Regions from separate parts of the Mus musculus genome. Here region 2 is linked to region 1. Evidence: chromatin loops called from intact Hi-C (ENCODE). Cell type or tissue: heart. All regions are shown on one strand. Links, peaks and the distances in the headings refer to the core of each region. The heading gives the core; the rest is flanking DNA.

Region 1 (5,780 bases), core at 559-5,558:
GTTCTTAATGTTATCTTCCTCTGAACCTGTGTGTGTCAGTGTTGACATTTTTCCTTTCTAAGAACACCACCATATTGGATTGGGCCCCATCCCAACAATCTCATTAACTTAGGCACCTCTTTAAAGACTCTGTGTCTATATTAGGACCTATTCTGAGGTACTGGGGATACCAATGTACCTGGTTCTGGACAATAGTTCACCCCATAATAGTCACTAACAAGAAAATGACGAACAGACTTAGAAGTAAAACAAACAAATCTTCATTCTTTCAACAACTGACTCCATCTGCCCTTCAGCTAGTGACATCTGACATCAGTAAGAACTGTGTGTTTGGTGTCTTTTCCCACTTCCAGAAAGTCTGAATAAATTTTGAGGTGAACAGGTGGATCTGGGTCCTTCAGAGAAGCTCTGGGGCAAGGACTCTACATTGTAGCCCAAGATCTGATCTGTTTGGCAGGCACTGGTTGTACCTGTCTGAACTGGCTCACAACAGCACCTCAGACCCCACAAGCATGAGGACCTTGCCTCCACTTTATTCTGGGAAGTCGCCTAGCAGCAGACAGAATAATCTTGAGCCATAGCTGACTGTTGTGTGTTTAATGATATCATGGTCAGGTTTGCAATATGCATGCTGTGTTATATACTCACAGATTTCGAATTGGGCCCACGAGGTGGCTTAAAGGGTAAAAGGTCCTTTCCACCAAGCTTGGTGACTTGAGTTTGTTTCCAGAATCCATATGGGAGAAGGAGGGAGGGGACTCCTGTACAATATCCTCTGACTTCCACGTGTGTGTCAACATATACACACTAAGTAAATAAATTTAATTAGAAATATAAAAATTGAAATAATTCATGATTGTGGCAGAGAAGACAAGCCATCATGAACGTTAGAAAGAAGGAATCTATTCTTAGTACTGCCCAGCCCTGTCTGATCTGCCCTCCACTCCACTACAAAGTAGAGCAAGACGTTCCTAGTGTCCTTTTCATTCTAAATACGCTAAGCCACACTCGTGTCAGAGTGCTTGTAAATCCCATAAATCCCACACAGTTGAGATAAGCTATCTGACAAATGCTAGGTCTGTGTTTTGATTTTAAGTTGACTTCAAACTTTCATTCACTTGAACTCTTCCGTTTGAACAAGGGCAGCACTTGAGCCACACCCCGGAGAGCCAGCTGCAGTGGAAAATAGTCTCCAGGGTTTGGGGTTGGAAGCAAGGAAGAAGAGCAGACAGGGAAGTCTGGCCATTCCTTTTATGTATGTTCGTTCTTCTCCCCAGTCAGTGCAGAATTGCAAAGGAAGTTTCCCCTGAAGGAAACTCCCAGGAATCAAAAACAGTGGGTTTGGATGGCTTTCCCAAAATAGTGGGCTTTTGGAATTCATATCAGGCAAATCAATACTAAACTCACTTAGAATCAGACAAACAAACTGATGATTATTTTATGTCTTGGGCCCTGAGCAAATATACTTCCAGCATTTCTAGTACCTATTAACATTTACAAAGGTCTTTCTAGTGAGAGACAAGTCTCTGGGGAATTGTCCATGGGGAGCTAGCTCATGCCATTTCACACTTAGCATAAAGCAGACCTAACGTCTAAGTTCTGCTGTTGAAACTCCCCTTGTTATCAGAATTCTTCCTCTCCTCTCTCCTCTTTCTCTTTCCCCTCTCTCCCTCCCTTTCCCTGCTCTTCCCTTTCTCCCTCTCCCTCTCCTTTTCCCTTCCTGCCCCTTTCTTTGCCTCTTGATGACTTTAGTTTGTTATAAAAGAATAAAGGAAGTCAGGGATAACCCTTAATCCACATTGTGATTAGCCTGCCAGCAAAATTAGCTCAGGTACCCACTGGCTCAGAATAGGGTCCTTTACTCAAGATGACAACTATCATTAGCCCCAGACAAAAGAAGCACCAGACAGTCCACTTGAGACATGTTTCCAGTGATACTAACTGTTCAATTCCCTGCCTCTTTTATCCTGTGAACAAGGAAGACACTGTCTTCATCTGGAAGCTATCTCAGTCTGAAATCAGCCAGTTCACCTTAGTAATAGATTTTCTCGCAGAGCAATTTCTTACTCACTGGATGGAGGATTAGACCTAAAAATCCTATCATCTTTGAACTGACACAGCACCACACAGAGCAACCTTAAATATGACTCTCTGCTGGTATTCATCTCCCTAACCCAGGTGTCTATGTAGCAGGACTTGTATCAGGTTCTGACAGCCAAAGGTGAATTTATCCCCGAGAACCTTATATTTCATAGAGAAAGATTATAGCTCAGTGAGAATGATGTAGATAGACAGACAGATGAGGAATAGACATCTGGATGATAGACAAGTGAGATATAATAGATCTACCAGTAAAAAATAATTGTAACTCAGTGAAACTAGGATAGATAGATAGATAGATAGATAGATAGATAGATAGTAGATAGACAGACGTATGATTGACAGGTGATGATTGATAGATGCTAGATAGATAATAGACAGATTATGGATAGATTATAGGTAGGTAGAAGATAAATAGGTGATAGATGGACTGATAGATAGATGATAGGTAGATAGTTGATAAGTAGGTGACAGATTGATAGTAGATAGATGATAGATAAATAGATAGATAGATAGATAGATAGATAGATAGATAGATAGATAGATAGATAGATAGATAGATAGATGTACGTTCTTAGATGAAAGGTATGACATGTTGGCTGGAGGAAGATTTGTTCCAGGTTCATGTCCTGGGCTGGCTGGTGAGGGAAAGTCATACCTGCTCTAGGCTTTGAGGATTGGGGAAGAAGGAAGGTTCTGTAAGAAGGAAGAGAGTGTGAGAGAAGCAGATTGGGTGTGGCAATGCAATGGAGGGGGGCCCTTCTGTGGCCTTTTACCTGGAGACAAACTGAAAGCAGTGTGGCAGGTCTTGAATCTTCCACCAGAATGGGAAGCACCTCTCTGTTCCAGCAGCTCAGCAGCTACCCCTACTGGCAAGGCAAAGGCAAAGTTGCTCTCTGGGGTGTTGAATGGAGTTTCTGTCTGCTTTTATCTGGAGCTAAGCGTGCATCTCCTGGATTGCCAGGTCTATTCCAGCCTTGTCCTGCCTTTCCCCTAGCTAGTTAATGGGAAAAGTACATGATATACCACTGCTCACCTTTCTTACTGCTGTGACCAAATACACAACAAGAAGCAACTTAAAAGAAGAGGGTTTTTTTTTTGTGATCATGGTTTAATGATAGAGCCCATCATGATAGGGAAGGCATGGCTTTTGGAGCATGAATTAGCTACTCACGTGGTATCTAGGAAAGAGTGGTGAAGGCTACAGCTCATTCAGCTTTCTAATTTTTCTCATTTTTATTCAGTGCAAGATTCCAACCTCAGGGATGGTGCCATCTACACTCAGAACAGGTCTTCCTCCTCAATGAAACCCCCATGGAAAGACCCTACACACACTAAAACATGTGCCTCCTAGGTAATCCCAAATCCATTCAGGCTGACAATAAAGATCCACCTTCCCAGTGTCCAATGGCGTGTTTGTGGTCTAGTGTGGTACTTGGAAAACTAGGGATTTATGGTTGAAACTGTCTTTGTCAATATAGAGAGCTATGTTTGGAACCTCTGTGGAAATGGCTAAGGCTGCTCAACAATTCTGGGTTCTTCTCAGTTGATCCCATATGCTTTATCAACTTGTAAGCTACTGTGGAACAGAGACACCTCACACAGAATGTACTCAACTCTAATTAATCTTCATTATCTGTAGTTTTCATTCTAGAAAAATTACTGTGTGGCAGGACCTTCTTTCCCCATTTCAATGACTGATTCATTCATTTTTGTGACTGCTTTTATTTACTTATACACCATATATCTTATGTTTGTTTGTTTGTTTTATTAGAGGAATTCTTGCTTTGCAGCTTTATTGACAACCTTGTAGCTGAGGCTGGCCTCAAATCTGCAGCAATCCTCATGCCTCTGGCTCCTAGGTACCAGGATGCTATGAGCCACCCCACCTAGATTATTGAGCCTTTGACACCAGTTATGTGCTGAATATTTCCACAAACACATTACCAAGAGGGGGAGGTTTTATTTTCAGAACTGCAGATGTGTATAAGAATTCTCATGTTTCCCCCAACATCCTATCGACTCAGTTTTTCAGTATTTTCCGGAGGAAAGTTCTGTTTCATTCCTCCACAGAAGTTTTGTCTTACTGGGTGATAAAATGCCTGACTGTCCAAGTTTAAGGTGACGGCAGCAAGCTAATATAGGAAATGTTTCACCTTGGAGATTCAGTGGAAAATGCATGTGGTGAGGAAAAGGAACCTGGGTAGCATGGGTTTGGCCTTTCTGACAAATCCAAGGTTTGATATCAATCACGATTCTCCAGCACCCACGTGGTGGCTCAAAATCATCTGTAACTTTTCTTCTGATTTCCAAGGGCCAAAAGACTCCAGGAAACTGTAGCTTGCATAAAAGGCCCATCTTCTGGCTTTGACATTTCCTAGTGCTTGAGGTAACGATTCCTGTGGCGACAGTTGTGCAAGCGTCCATCCCAGCACATGTGAGAGATGACATGGAGGAGTGGAAACAGGGGCTGAGGACCTTCGCTGCTTTGCTCAGAGAGGTCAGTCAGCCTTTAGAGTCTGCAACTGTGTTACTCATTGTGATGGGCAGCCTTCACCTCTTCTGGACTCCCACACAAGCCCAGAGAGCAGGAAACGGCAGTGGTTTCCTGTGGTCAGGTGAAGTAGATCGTTAGCTTGTCGTAAGTAGTGTATTGGTGACTAGACTATGTATTTTGTTCCTTTTATTATGCATCTTTCCTTCTCTACTCTCTTGTTGAAGCACTTAGGTAAAGTAGACCTCTTAGGTATCCAAAGCTGGGTACCTTCCTCTGTGCATCTTGCGATAGGCCTCAGTTTATGATAAGTACCAATATCACTAAAGAAAACAAGGATGGAATGCAGACTAGCCGCTAGGTCAATACTCATGCCATTTACTTGCACAAGACGGTGCCCTCATCTTTCTGAATTGATGCAAGAAAGCAGAGACATTTGCTGACGGCCTGCACTCCCAGCTGGCTAAATGGAAGAAGAGCCTGAGCTGAGACTGGATGGAGTTGGACAGAAGGAGAGAGGAAGAGAGAGGCCAGTGCTGTTGTTGGGTGTGGTTATGCTTGTTAGTGAAGGACCCCTTGGGAGGAGAGTGGGAAGGGACTGGAAAATTGTACTGCCAAGAATAATGGGCACTTTGTGAGACATCTGAATTATGTGAATGGATGTCTCTTCCCATTGCTGTCTACATCTGTGTAGTACTGTATCTTGCACATAAAGAAATGCCTTCAAATGGCACTAGAAAAGGGTATTGAGACTTGTTAGACAGATGTGGGATTGGTTTTCAGCTCTACCACCCACTAGCTTTGCATCAGGAGCAAGGTATTTGATATTAAGCCCCAGTCTCTACACATAACCCATGGGGAGAACAGAGGACTCTCTAGAGTCCTCTGAGAAGGCAAATGAGAAACCTTTCTTGGTGCCTAACAAGAGAGCAGACATCCAAACATTGTTAGCTGCCTTTGTTTTCCCTTAATAACTACAAAAACTAGCCCCTAGCAAACCACATCTGGGAGGATAAGAACTTCTAAAAACCAGAATAATTTCAAGAATGACCCCTCTTAGTTCTTAGTCTCTCTCTCTCTCTCTCTCTCTCTCTCTCTCTCTCTCTCTCTCTCTCTCTCCCTCCCTCCCTCCCCCCCTCTCTCTCCCACCCTCCCTCCCTCCCTCTCTCCTCTCTCCCAACTCTCC
Region 2 (5,780 bases), core at 352-5,351, 130 kb after region 1:
ACCCCATTTCTTCTTCTCATCTCTTTGCATATGACCATCTGGTCATAAGCTGGTTGCTACATCAGCAACGAGCAACAAGCAATAGCAGCTGCTGCTGGAGGATGAGGAGGAAGAGGAGGAGCAGCAGCAGCCACTGCAGCCCCTCTCAGGGTCCAGATAGTCTGCAGAAACTATCTGCAGCTGGCAAAAATCACACCCCTGCTAGAGCATGAGGCAAATCATACTCAGCTGCTGTAAACAGTCTAAAGCAGCCCCATATACCACACCTGGGATTAAAACAAAAGCATATTCCTATAACATTCCTGTGTTTAAAGAAACCAAAATTCTCACTACACTGCAGTCTGGGTGGAATCATGAGTCTCAATAAGAATTGTCATCCCTCATGGTAAAACCTAGATTGGGGTGGGTGGTGGGTGGGGGGATGGGGTTAGATTTCATCAGAACCACCAATCAAACCCATTCAATTATTTGAAAAACATGATGACGTGATTCAAAAATGTGTCACTCACTAGACAGATGTTGCTGGATCACAGGGAGGAAACCATAGCTTAAGGTCCAGTGTCTGGACTTGGTCTTTATTCCTGACACCCCATTACATTTTCTGCTCACGGCTAACTAAGGTCTCTGAGGCCTTGGAGACAAATGTCCTGGTGTTTTGATAAGTTCACCACTGGGTCTACCCCAACTTCCTAGGACCTCACTTGGAGTTTATTTCAAATTCCATACTTTTAAAACATGGGACACATTTTAATTCAAATCCTATTGAGGAAATAAAATGAACTGTCTCAGTCTATTACAGGAAGGTGTGGAAACAGAAAGTGGAAATGGGAAATGGAAGTGCACATCTTATCTCCTGTAGGTGACAATGATCTTCTACCTCATTTCCTTTTCTTCCTTGCCCTGTGCTTGCATCTCTATGTACTGCCCCTTGTGCTCCCAGTCCTGACCACCCTTCTCTCTTTTTGTCTGTTATTTTATTTGTGCTTTATAGTAAAAACAATAATAGATGTGTTCTTTCAGAGCATGCACCCCATGATTGTCCCACTCTCTCAGCCACAGAGAACCAATTGTTTCCTGTTTCACCTGCTCTGTCCACTCGTCTGACCTGTCAATAGTGTCACTTATGCTGTGGAGTTTTCATGGGTGGTAGTCAGATCTCAAGCAGAAACAGGTGAATGAGCCTTCTATAGATCTTGGCAAAGCTGTTAGACACAAACAGGAAAAGCTGGAAAAGGGACAAGGGAAGTGCACACAAGCTTAAAAGATGGCCTCCAAGGGCATGACCAGGTCCCAGTGAGTGACGTGAGAGGAAGCTGAGCACATGCACGCCTTTCCTCTTCTGAGTCATGTGTCCCTTGGGAGCTGCTCAGAAGAACACTAGCTGTTCATTTCAATCCTCTTCGTGAATATTCAACTGTTTAGAAAATAATTCTTAATGTTTTCCTTGGAATCATCTAAATATGAAAGACCAGTGGTGGCTTTGAACATGTTCCCAGCTTGGTTGGATCAAGACTGAGCAACCAGATGGCAGGAGCCTACAAGGCTTGCTCCTCCTTCCTGCAGGCTTGAGCATTGTTTCCTATTGCCAGTGTCTTGTCTTTTCTCCCAAAATTACTTTAAGAGCACATGGCTAATTTTTGGCAGAGCTCCATATACTCAGATCTTTTTATCTGGCTGTGTATACCAACCATTTTATTAAATATCAATGTTCCTAGTTTACATCTCTCCTTACATTTTAATGGGCAAACATGTATTCTCTCTTGTGATTCTCAAGCAAACCTCTTCAAAGAAGTGAGATAATTATTGTTGAGCCCATTATCTGTGTGGAAAGCTGAAGTCATTAGAAAGGAGCTAGTAAGTCAGAGTTCAAACTAGGTCTTCCCTTTGCCTCCCACAGTACAAGGACATATTACATCCTGATACTTTTTTTTTTCAAACTTTACTCTGGAAACATCTAGAGAGCTCTTGTGAGCTCAGGTTTCCTACATACCACCATCTCCCTCTTTCTTGACCACATCCCTTCAAAATGCCCTTTGCAGATGTTGACCTCAGGGTGTCTCTGGACTTACATAATCTATTTGTTCTTCCCAGGGTAACCAAGTAAATTATAACAAATACAGGGAACAGCAGAGTGGGCAGACACAGATATCTGTTAGCCCATTAAATCACCCCCTCCTGAGAACAATGCTTCACAGAAAAGGAACTATGAAGTCATCTGATCAAGCCTCATGCCAAAGCAGGTTCAAGGCCAGAGCACTGCTGCCAAGTTGCCCTTTGGCTTCCATCTCTGGCTTTTGATGTTCTGAAGATTGTATCTGCTGCTGGACCTGCTTCTAAACAGAGAAGTGATCTCTCAGTTGGAGGGTTAGCTGTGTCCCATGGGCTCTCATTGCTCTGCGCAAAGTCTGATTGTTTGGATCTCCTGTGACAAATGTTGCCCCCAGCAGAAGGTAATCCCATTCTCAATTAACTGGCTAAGACTGAAAACTGAAAGTCGTGAAATGCTCAAGAGCTCAATTCCTTTCTGAATACAGAAATGGCCAATAGGAATGTCATAATACACAGAGTGCTTGAGCCACCAGGAAACAAGCCAAAACTATGCTCTGCTGTTTTCTCTATCATTTCCTAATTAATCTCTGAGTCAAAACAGGCAGCCAGCAGGAGTGTTGCGAGATGCCAGCGGTCCCCAAGAGTCCTCTTAAGTCATCATCATTTGAAGAGCAAAAGTGAAAAGTTGATGTGTCCATTACATGGAACCTCTTTCTTCAACTCTCTTCTTGTGAGAAAGATTTCAACTCATGATATGTTTCCCCCCAAAAAGATTTCAACTCATGAAGTGTTACCCCCCCCAAAAAAGTGGTTGTGTGTTTCTAAAGCATAAGGAAGAATACAGTGCTAAGGATCTTTAAATACCTTAAGGGAAGTAGAACAGGATGACTCCAGGGTCTCTCTGGCCAGCCAGTCTAGCTGACACAGTGAGCTCCAGGTTTCCTGAGAGACCCTACCTCTAAAAATAAGGTGGAGAGCAACAAAAGACTCCTGGTATCAACTTCTGGCTCACAAATGCACACATATGCATGCAACCTCTCAATAGACAAACAAATAACACTTTTCAGTAAAGTTTCATGGGTCCAGAACTCAGGTAATGTCCTCTATGGGGACAAAGTTGGGACGTGACCGGTTCTAAGGACAAAATCCATCTCTTTTGAGCAGCAAGTATACTCAGAAATGAGTCTAAAACAACTGCGGAAAAGGAGCTTTCTTTTCCAGTTGATGCTGGGCCAGAAAACAGCAAAGCATTGAGCTTCTGGGCTGGAAATGTCTATAGGTGGCATGAAGGAGCTGCTGCCTCCCTAGAATGGCTGATGGGACAGATGTAGAATTGTTAGGACCTGTCAGAGGTGGGAAGAGATACATTATGGATCAGAGAGGTCTGTGCCTCACTCACTGCTGGGTCGGCAGACAGACTGTGGCTTAGGACTGAGAAACCCAGGCTTCATTTTACTTCTTCGGCCTGATCCATTAGATCTGAACTCAACCATTCATCCTGACACCATACCTTTTAGGAAGATGGCCATAACTGTTACCCAATGACATCAGAGGCTTATGAGAGGGCAATCATAAAACTAAACCACCTAATAAAACCATAGCCTTATGTGAGGCAGCTTTGTATGACTAAATTGTCTTGTGACATCATAGGTCTGTGAGAGTGACTCCATGTCACTATGTCACCTAGTAACATTGTATCTTTAGTGAGAACACTCCCCACAATGTATGGGCAATGACAGTCACCTAATGATACATCCTTAGGGTGGAACCTTAGTGTTAATAAGTGACTTTATTTACAAAGATGAGTATCAGGCAAGTGTTACTATACCCATCCATTCCCTCATATGCACACACACATTCATGCATACACACTCATTCAGAAAAATGCCAACACACAGGTGCATACACAAATGTATACATATGCACACACTTGGATGTGCATTCACACTCAAACATGTGTACATACTCAAAGATGCAGATGTGCACACATACAGCAGTTAGTTGCTCTACCTTCGATCTAAAAGTTGATTGCTGGACCAGAGGTCACGTAACAACTTGTTAGCTATACAGACAAACTCTTTAACTTCCTAGAGCCTTAGGCTTAGAATCTGCACATAAATCTTAAATGAAAAGAATTGCCCCTCAGCCACCTCAGAAGGAATGGAATGATGGCACAATTCAGGTGGGGACCTGGAGCCTGGGCTGTACTCCTTCCTCAGAGATCAGAAGGCTCAAAGGCCAGGGTGGGCTTTGTCCAAACGACCCAGATAATGGCCCCAACCTTCTATAGAGACCAAGTCTCTTTTTGAGTGATGTAAAGTTTGAATGTGAAATGTCCTTCCAGGCTCATGTGTCTGAATATTTGGTCTCCACATGGTGCTGTCTGGGGAGACTGTGGAGCCTTTGGGCTACAAGCCTGGTGGAGGAGGGGTCCCTGTTTCCTGTTCTGTCTCTTCTTCCTGAACCATCAAAATGTAGTGAGTCCCAGCCACACATTCCTGCCACCATAGACTCTGCTGCATCTTCTCTGCCACCACGGACTCTGCCTTCAAATGATAAACTAGAAGAAATCTTTTCCCACTTAAATCACTTCTATCATATGTTTTGCCAAAACAATGAGAAATATAACTGATCTGAGAGCCGTGAGGAAAGGCCTCCATGACATCAGGAAAACTCCTTGCCTGGTCCTCTGGACATCTCTATAGCATGCATCTGCAGCAAAAACATTATGGACCTATGTGTCCAGCAGCCTTGCCCTCCGGTGTACCCTCTGACCACCCCTGTCAGGTCACACACTCCTCCAAGGAAAGAAAGAACAAGAACCAATGTTTGACACTTCGTTGTTTTTAAAGCAAGTGTGAGATGTTATCTTCAGGCCCTATGGTCACATAGCTTTTTTGACAGACAACTACAAAGAACATTCAGAGAGTCTCCTCAGACCACATAGCCAGGTCCCACCTTGCGGTACCCAGCCCAATCAATGTTACTTTCCTAAATATGTGGACACACGTGTAATTTCATATAATTGAATATAAACATTGCTCACTAGTTGCTAATTAAAATAATAATGTACAATTTAGTGTAAAATGGAAATAAATGGCACTTGGTATCTTTTTCACCAAATAGTTTTCAATTGCTGTTTAACCTAATGGGTCTGTTTCCATAGAAACAAAACTTAGCACAGGCCTTTCTACAACGTCTAAACAGCCTTCCAAGGATTCACAGATGGAGCATCGCTTGGGAGCCAAGGCACAGCTTGCCAGCCTACTTGAGTGTTCTTACAAGCCAGAACTAGGTGTGAAACTTTGGGGAGGGGCTGCACTCATAGCAATCAGGTATCCTCGGTGTTCTGCCTCCTCCTGACCAGAACTGTAGTGTCCGGCTCTGCTGTGTGGAAGCTCTGTGGCTGAGAGAAGGAGACAGACTGGGTGTGGTCCTGGAGCATCTCAATCTCCTTTCTCAGAGACTGGACCACTTGCAGGCCACAAGAGGCTCTGTATGGATGGTGCCAGGAGAAGGCCCTTCTGAAACAGCCCAACCAGGAAGAAAATCACCTTTGCCCACGAACCATGCAGCAAAAGCTCTCAGAGAAGCCTTAGGTCCTGATGCCCTCCCTTCCCTCTGAGAGTCCAAGCCCTCTGAGGTGTTGTTCCTCATTCATCTCTCCACCAACTTCAGTAGGTGCCTGCAAACGGCCTTGCTTTCTAGATACTTGTGGATCTACTTTTAAC

What was found. Peaks named below come from ENCODE experiments on the same cell type or tissue, not always from the same donor. Only the 100,000 strongest peaks of a DNase experiment are listed, where the experiment ranks them.
Region 2: it touches region 1 in a loop (2.2-fold over the local background); 8 of 42 quality-filtered maps call a loop at or near these places.

What each region holds. Positions count from the first base shown.
Region 1 is chr6:147,807,960-147,813,739 of GRCm38, forward strand. No RefSeq gene overlaps it. Among named protein-coding and RNA genes, the nearest start is that of Gm15762, 90 kb to the left of the region's middle. In heart, for the core only: a CTCF peak has its summit at 2,973 (motif pointing left); a DNase peak (open chromatin) is centred at 2,972; H3K27me3 peaks cover 294 bases.
Region 2 is chr6:147,942,877-147,948,656 of GRCm38, forward strand. No RefSeq gene overlaps it. Among named protein-coding and RNA genes, the nearest start is that of Far2, 100 kb to the right of the region's middle. In heart, for the core only: no CTCF peak of the experiment used is centred there; DNase peaks (open chromatin) are centred at 1,315 and 2,265.